2 separate regions of the Homo sapiens genome follow, and region 1 is linked to region 2. A link is a contact called in ENCODE Hi-C data. All regions are on one chromosome and are shown on one strand. Each heading gives the region's core, a stretch centred on a gene start or an enhancer-like site at or near the end of the contact. The rest is flanking DNA. Distances are from core to core; before and after follow the strand shown. Region 1 overlaps LOC100506023 (a long non-coding RNA gene). Region 2 has its middle 62 kb from the start of TNFSF18.

The links. Hi-C counts contacts between places; a loop is a spot of excess contacts on that map. Pooled maps may share reads with other maps.
Region 1: a loop to region 2 is called in a map of OCI-LY7, with 2.3 times the contacts of the local background. The contact joins two enhancer-like sites. A Hi-C loop is called at or near these places in 2 of 168 maps with a recorded cell type or tissue (B cell and OCI-LY7), 9 of 37 single-sample maps with no recorded cell type and 4 of 50 pooled maps.

Annotation. Positions count from the first base shown.
Region 1 is chr1:173,411,919-173,416,055 of GRCh38, forward strand. The region is part of intron 2 of LOC100506023 (a long non-coding RNA gene); the gene reads right to left. It also overlaps a transcript of TNFSF4 not described here. Among named protein-coding and RNA genes, the nearest start is that of PRDX6-AS1, 47 kb to the right of the region's middle. RefSeq lists enhancers at 1,886-1,935, 2,516-2,675, 2,736-2,785. Within about 2 kb of position 2,358, at least 4 of the 41 ENCODE cell types and tissues checked have a DNase peak (open chromatin) inside an H3K27ac peak, as active enhancers do; they include OCI-LY7, where a contact is called at or near this core.
Region 2 is chr1:173,111,000-173,115,536 of GRCh38, forward strand. No RefSeq gene overlaps it. Among named protein-coding and RNA genes, the nearest start is that of TNFSF18, 62 kb to the left of the region's middle. Within about 2 kb of position 1,257, at least 5 of the 41 ENCODE cell types and tissues checked have a DNase peak (open chromatin) inside an H3K27ac peak, as active enhancers do; they include OCI-LY7, where a contact is called at or near this core.

The sequences.
Region 1 (4,137 bases), core at 1,108-3,607, 300 kb after region 2:
ACTAGCCTGGCCAATACGGTGAAACCCCGTCTCTACTAAAGATACAAAGAATTAGCTGGGTATGGTGGTGGGCGCTTGTAATCCCAGCTACTCAGGAGGCTAAGGCAGAATTGCTTGAACCTGGGAGGCGGAGGTTGCAGTGAGCTGAGATTGCGCCATTGCACTCCAGCCTGGCAACAGAGCAAGATTCCATCTCAAGAAAAAAAAAAAAAAAAAGGAAATAGTTAAAGGAATCTCTTCTGAGGTCAACTGCCCCATGTCTCATCCACTTGGCCTGCCTCTGATTTCAGCCACAACTATAGTAAATAGACAGTGCCTGCAAAGCTCAGACTCACCCTGTGACAGTGCCCCATCTCAAGGCCAGCCCTACAAGTCTATCTGCTTTCTGTCTTCGTTTCTGGCTCAGCCTCACTGCCTCACAATCTCAAATGCAACAAAAACATTTTACTTCTTCGTCCTTCAAAGTCATTAACTTGCGCATGATCTCAGAGTGTGCAAAGATTTTCTAAACAGAACAAATTAAAAGCATTAAAAGATTTTCTAAATAGAACAAATTAAAAGCATTAACCATAGGAAAGACTAGCGATTTGAACTAATATTCCTAAAAAGACATCGTTAGGAGAGTCAAAACGCAACTATGAGCTAAGAAAATATATTTGCAATATATGTATTTAGCAAAGGACTCATATCCAAAATAAAGAACTGCTGCAAGTCAGTAACAGAAAGATCAACAGCCAGCCACCAAAGATTACATATTATTCCATTCATATAGAATTTAAAAATGGGTAAAATTTCCATTAATGGTAACAGAAGTCGGAATAGTGATTATCTTTGAGTGGAGTATTACAGAGAAGGACTACAAGGGGAGGTGCTGGGCTGATGGAAATGATCAGTATCTCAATCTCAGTAATGATTCCACAGATGTATACAACGGATTTTATGTAAAATTCATCAAGTTGTATACTTTGTACACTTTGCAACAGATAAGTTTGAGTTCAATAAAAAAGGGGGTGGGAATCGAGGCTGTTTAGGTCACATACTCACTCCTGCATCCAAGGGAATAGTGTGTTGATTGGCTTGGGACGGGGTCCTATGGCCCATCCTGAGGGCTGAGGATGGAGCCCACCCAGACCAAAAATGGACAGAGGAGGGAATCTCCAAGGGGGATTGAAAAGTATTTGCAGAAGATGAGGAAAAAGATGTTCTAAGGGAGACAACTAATTTCTAATGGTCAGGACAGAGGTGGGCCTTACCTTTAGCAAGTGGAGCTGGAAAATATAGGAGAGAGAGAAAGACAGAGACACAGAGACAGAGAGACAGGGGCAGAGAGATGCAGAGTAACCAGCCGTCGGCTTTCCAATTCTTTGTTCTCACTCCTGTGAGTGAAGCTGCACTTCCTATGTGGGGGTTCTGAAAGGTTTCCCTGTATCTGTGGGGGAACTTGTTATTCTTTTTGACCATCTGGCATTTTGAGCCTGCTTTTAATTGTTTGGGGAAGTTCCCCACCTTATGAATCTTGACAGGAGGCAGAGTTGCCTCCCACTCTCAGTGCTGAAAATGCCAGTGTTCATGATCTAAGCTCAGCCAAGGAGACAGCAGCGCTCCAGAATCACAGAGACCACAGGGCACATCGGTGTGGAGGACTTGGTCATAGAAGAGTCTAGTCCAGCAGTGTCACAGCAGGCCAGTGTTCACAGGGTCAGAGGAGCGAGCAGCAGCAGCCGGCGCCCAGCAGCATAGCCCTGCAGTCCTCACGCCCCATTCTAAGGTGTGACGTTTGGCCCTTTTGCCAGCTGGCAGGCCCCACATCTGATCCTCCATCCTTCCTGCCAATCCTGTACCCCAGTCTATATCCTTTCAATAGTTCCTTTTTGGCCTAAACCAGCCAATCCATGTACACTGCTTGAAACCAGGAATCCTAACTGATAATAACATGCTTTCAGAAAATTCCCCCTTTTAGTTTATACAGAGAAGCAAAGCCTGAATCCAAAAGAATGCTTCTACTGTGTGAATTTTCCACACCATCATATGGTCACAAGGAAGGTGTCTGCTGGCAAAAGACCCTTAACACCCTACAAATCACATGACAGGAGGAAAGGGGGACAAGCCAACGTGTGAATTGCAGTTAGGTCCTCAACTCACCTTATGTTCAGTTCTCATCGTAAACCCACAGGATAGGTATTGTACTAGTGTGCTCAGGCTGCCATCACAAAGTACCACAGACTGGAGGGCTTAAACCACAGACATTTTTATTTTCTCACAGTTCTGGAAGTAAGAAGTCTAAGGTCAAGATGCCAGAAAATTCTGTTTCTGGTAAAACCTCCCTTCCTAGCTTGCAGACGGCCACCTTCTCACTGTGTCTTTGCATGGCCTTTCCTCTGTGTGTGCACAGAGGAAAAGATCTCTGGTATCTCTTCCTCTTCTTACAAGGACACCAGATTAGGGCCCCACCTTCTATGACCTCATTTAACCGTTACCTTCTTGGAGGCCCTGTTTCCAAATACAGTCATACTGCAGGTTAAGTCAATAAATGAATTATTGGGGGACGCAATTCAATCTGTAACAAGTATTGTCTCAATATTGCAAACAAGAAACATGAGGTTAAAGTTCTTGTCCAAGATCTAGATAAAGCCTTGGCACTTTTCAGTCTGCTTATGGTTTTCAGTCTTTCTTATCAAATCTTGGAAATTCAAGCTTCAAAGTATGAAGTAGAAGAAAAGTATGGTGTATCATAGAGCAGTGAGAAATGAATGAACCTGAGATGAAGCCAGTGTGACTGTCTGCCAGTCAGCCCTGGAGCGAGGGGATGGAATAACCCAGATATATCCACTGGCTCCTCTCCAAGCTTCAGCCATGCCATGGCTGGCACATCACTGCCTCGTAGCAGCTTGGGTCCTGTGTTTGGGTCCTGACTCTCATATGACTTTGTGAGTGCTGGCAAAGACTCCCTCCTTGACCAAACTTTAGTCGGGTTCCCTGAAGCCTTCTTCTCAACTAGGCCTTGCCCTTGACCTGATGAGCCAAGTTTTAGCAATGAATCTTGTTAAGTCCATTTACTGAGATTCTCTCACCCTCAACATCCAATCAAGCTCCTCTTCCTCCACCTAATCAAGTTCCTGTTAGTAATTTTCCATCCACTCCCCCAGCGTGCTGATTGGCTGTAAATCCCCCCTTATCCCTGATGTATTTGGGTTTCAATCCTCTCACCTATTGCAATAATCTTGACCCTTACTGCAATAGCCTTGAATAAAGTGTTCGTTGCTGTTTTTCACAGATATCAGGATAATTTTTCTTTAACAGTTTATTAGGGGCAAGACCACGTCTCACATTTCTCCTTACATATCTCCCCAACACATAGTTGTGCCTCAGCTGGTGCACTGTCAAGAGGCAAGTGAGTGGGTGGGAGGATGGGTGACACCTGAAAGTCCCATGGCCTAGCTACAGAGAAAAGTCAAAGAGCACCTTGAAGCCTATGAAGAATGGACAGTGGGATGAGCCTTAGGAAAAGGAAGATAGAAGAGAATAAAGGGAAGAAAACAGAGGGTTCCTAGCAGCATGTCAGACTCAATCGGAACCACCCTTACACTATCAATTTGGGACACTCCAGGAGCAAAGGGCCCCAGTCTTGATGGCCTGAGGGCCCCAAGTCCAAGGGGCAGCACTTGGCAGAGGGACAAACACTGGATAATTATCCTGGCCCTGACTTTGGTGTTCTCAGCTCTGCGACGTTAGGCAAATCAGCTAACCTCTGTGACCCTCAGCCTTTCCATGCATGAAATGACAGTAACAATGGCTCCCTCACAGGTGCAAGTAAGAATGTAAGTGAAACAATTTGTTTTCTTTTTTAGTATGCTTGATATTTACTGAGAAGAATGCAAATGCTCTTTCTAACTGGTATTCAGGAGCTGGGTTGAGGGCCTGTTTTTGTTTGTCTGTTTTGTTCATAGTATTTTTGCCTAAATGTGCGTATCTGTGGGACTGATGAAATTATGAAAGAAAAATGACAGCTGTGCAAAACTGGTGCATGGAAGAAAAGGAATGTCATGATGTGGGACTGCCAGGTCCACCGGGCCTCTGCAGCAAACCGATGGGGCAGGGAGTAGGTTGGGAGCCAACCAGGCCAGAAGATTGGCTCCT
Region 2 (4,537 bases), core at 7-2,506:
CACCCAGCAGACACACCGGGGCCACAACTCCACCTGGTAGAAGCAAATTTCTGTTTGTTCTCACCACTGGGAATTTCCACGCAAAGCTTTATGATCAAGTTTTATTAAGATAGGCCTTCCATGAGGACTTCAACGCTTCTGTTTCCACCACCTTGATTACCCCCCACCTATTTCCTTTCTCCACCTGAGTGACTTCTACCTGTCCTTAATGAATCAACTTGAACTTGTCTTTTATTCCTCTGAGACAGAGGCCAGTCCTATGGGCTCTCAAGGCCCCTTACCCATGTCTGGCTTCCTCCCTCTAGCCATATTGCATGTGTTCACACACTTCTGTTTCCCTCACTGGACTGTGAGCTCCTAGATGCCTATTCCGTGTTTCATTTGCTTTTTCTCAGCACCTAATTAATATCTGGCAAACAGAAGATACTTATTTTGGTACTTGGTGTTTAAAACTTTTGTTCTGTCTCATATTTTACTACTTTGTCTGTATTTTTTATTCATTCAGAAACATATTGAGTACCTACTATAGGTCTGACATAAAATAAAACTCAATCCTTTAAGTTGAGGAGATTATAATTCTATAAAGCAGATAAATACACCTAATGGAAATACAATGTGTTTAGTACTTTGAGAAAAAATTATTGTGGAAGTAGAACAGACAAAGTCCTAACTTTTATGAAGGATCAAGTCAGCTTCATAGAGAGGATACATTTTATTTGAATCTCCAAAAATGAGCCATGTTCTACAAGAAAAGTATGGGTGGTGTGGGGAATCATTGAACAGTATATGAAAAGCAAGGAAACAGAATTCACGTTTATATGTTTAAGAATTATTCAATCCAAGAGTTGAAAGGATAAGTATAGATTGACTCAACACTTTAGCTGTATGTACTAGCTGGAACCTAGGAGAGTTTGAGTTACAACCTCATGTCCTAGGCCTAAGCTTTCATTGCCAACTTAATATCTAGGTAAAACTACAGACTTAATTATTATTTTTAGACTGCCAGTGTCTTTCATTTACTCATGCCATCATAGAGTAGAAAAGGATTTTCCATTGTCATCTCTTCCGGTTTCCCTGATAATGTGGAATCTTTCCTAGAATATCCATGTAAGGAGGTCATCCTGTAGTCTGGCCCATGTTCTTGCAGTGGTTCCTTTCAAGTAAAATGCTGAAGGAGGACATTTACTGCTTGGTCCCAAAAGCCTTCTACAATCATAAACAGTGGTGTTGAAACAAATGAAGATTGTGTCTGAAGCATATCTGGATTTCCTAACACTGCTTTGGTTTGAGGAAGTGAGTAACAGGAGAGAGGGGAGAGAAGGAAATAGTTATTTTTGTGTGTGTGAAACTCTTGAATATTCAGGTGCATGACATCAGAACAATGTCCTGCTTCTCTATTTCTCTCTCTCTCTCCACCTCTGTGTGCATGTGCATGTATGTGTGTGTCTGTCTATCTATTTGCATAAACTATATTCTACTGTTTCTCTTTCACTGGTTAAGTAAATTTCTGCCTCTTCTGTGCTTTGATGTAACTGTCATTCACTCATTCATTAATTACTAATTCAATAAATATTCACTGAGCACCTCTAATGAAATCTTAACTATAAAAGTAAAGAATAGACTATAGCAACACAGAGTATAGACATCAAAAAATATTATCTAAATATATATATATTTTTTTGAGACAAGAGTCTCACTCTGTCACCAAGGCTGGAGTGCAGTCACACAATCTCAGCTCACTACAACCTCTGCCACCCAGATTCAAGAGATTCCCCTGCCTCAGCCTCCCAAGTAGCTGGAATTACAGGCTCCTGCTACTGCACCCAGCTAATTTTTGTAGTTTTAGTAGAGACAGGGTTTCACCATCTTGGCCAGGCTGGTCTTGAACTCCTGACCTCGTGATCCACCCGCCCTGGCCTCCCAAAGTGCTGGAATTACAGGCATGAGCCACTGCACCCGCCCCTTTATCTGAAGATATATACAGTGAAAGCAAAATAATGTAAGTAAGACAAGAAGGATATCATTAATATACATTTATTTAAAAATTTTTTTTTCAGATGCCAAATGAAAGTTAAAGAACCCAAGTGTTTCCAAGATGAGAGAGGGGAGCCTCCCGAGGGCTGTATGAAGTCAAAGGAAAGATTATGGAGGTAAGGTGAGGTGGGGGAATGTGTCCTGACCTGAGAACTGATTAACAGGGGTGGTGAATATTTACTTTTGGCAGTAAGAGAAGGAGATGTAATTTGTAAAGGGCAGACAGAGGCCTTCCAAAGAGCCAACAATGTTCTAATTTTTGAATGAGGTGTTAGTCACATGAGTATTCTTTTTATGATATCTCAGTAGGCTATTCATTTGTTTTATTACATTTTCTGTATGTGTTAAGTTTCACCATAAAGTTGTTTTGAAAAGAGATTAATATGTGAGTAGACTCTATTCATTAAAAATGCAGGGTTCGCTAAGCCTCCATTATGATACTGGGAAGTCACAGATGAGTAAGACATAGTCATGGCTCTCAGGAAGCTCCCATTCTTCACATCAGAAGGAGGGGGGCGGTGACTGGAGATGAGCTCAGAAAGGTAGTTGGAGACAGGGTCATGAACACTGAGTATGCAATGCTAAGGTACTACAACATTTTCCAGTATATAACAGTGAGCCACTGATGGGTTTTGAGCAGATTGTTGACATGAGATTTTCATTTTGGAATGACAACTTTGGTTATTACATAAAATGTGGGCTGAGGAAATTAGATAAAACTTGGAGTACAACACCTGATAAAGTATTATGTTGTTTTCACTTTCTGAAATATGTGTTTTCCTTCCCCAACGAGTTTTAAGTTACTGGACAGTTGTGTCACAATCTTATGTTTTCCAGAAGTGTACACAATTCTTGTCATAGAAACACAATACATAAAATTTAGTTGCTTTGATCCTTTTTGTTAGAATAAGAGTAATATAATAGAAGGATTAGTGGAATGAATTAATGGGCTGATGAATTATCTTAATGTCATAGCCTCATAAAACCTGCTGAGTTGTGCCCAATCTTATCAACATTATGAAGTCAGCTCCTTAATTTGTATTTGATTCTGAATGCATTCGTCCCATCTTCATCTTCAATCTCCTTCACCATACCAGGAAAATTTAAAGAGCTATTTGTAGCAAATAAGCCCTCAATCTGCATATATCGCCATAAAAAATATAATTGCAAGTTTAAGGCAGGGGGGTGGGGACAGCTCTAGAATTTGTCTCTGGGAGCTTGATTACAAGGTTGCAATCAAGAGTCACTGCCCAGAACATGGCTTTGAGAAAACATTGATGGGAAAGAAGGAAGACAAGAGCCAAGGACCAGAAATCATGTTATTGGAGTCAACAGTTCCTGAACTTGATAATGCTTGCATCATATCTATAGGGAAATATGAGAATATGAGCTATTTTTAGAATTTTATTTTCCATGCTCTGACAAGAACTCTTCCCTTTTTATTTTTCCTAAGGGTGTTTTTTTCTATTTCTTTTGAGTCAACAGTTTTGAGTGGAAAATGCACTAGAGCAGTAAAGGAGGAAGGAAACACCAGAGAACCTCAGTGGTGAGAACAAGAGTTCCAGTTTTTACAGGAATTTCACGTGGCTGTGTACATGTATGTGCATGTATTTCCAAGGTTGGCGTGGAGAAAAGAGAGGGGGTAGTGCAGAGGACTTTGGCTTTCTCTGCTAATTTTCAACACTTCCTGGATAGAGAAAAACTTCAGGAAGGACCTAAGAAAACATGACAGGTTAAGTGCAAGTTAGAGACCAATTTGAAAAGCTATATAAGACCCCCTTGCTTTAAAACAGTGAGAAAATAAAGGTCAGCCAGTGATCAGGTTTGAAGGTATTTTATATCCACCTCCAACAGTGAATTTTATGATGGAAATTCCACTGGAAGTTTATCCAGAAAAAAGAAAAGCAGATTCTATGAGGAAAAAGAAAATATTTCTAAGCACTTTTACTCCTCACATTCTCAGGTCCAGTTATAGAAAAATAAATGGAGACCCACGTACCATATTTTAAATATTTTAAAGTTATAAATCAAGCTAAGAGGCTGTTAAATGAAATGTTTTCTCATATTACGTTGATTACAATAGTTTAGAAGAAAGTGATGAGCCATAAACACTTGCACATGGGCAAACCAACCTGCCCATCCAGGCTCTGTCTGTATCCCTGCAAGGAGAAACCCTGTGGCCATCCTTTGGGCCTAGAGGCAGGTCTTCTTTCAGGAACACAGGCCTGGGGAAGAGGCCCATGAAGGCCCTGGAAAAGGGACTGGAACTATTTGGACAAGGAGTTCTGTATACCTGGAGAGAGGTCTCCAAGTGGGAGATCCCAGGCTCTGGATAGGCATGTCCCTTAGCCTCCCATACTCCTTACTCATGAGTTTCTGTCTATCTGTCTATCTATCATCTATCTATCTATCTATCTATCTATCTATTTATCTCTCCTTAGGTTAATTTAGTCTAAACCATCTTTTCTGAGACTGGGCCTAGACTTACCTGGTGTATGTAATG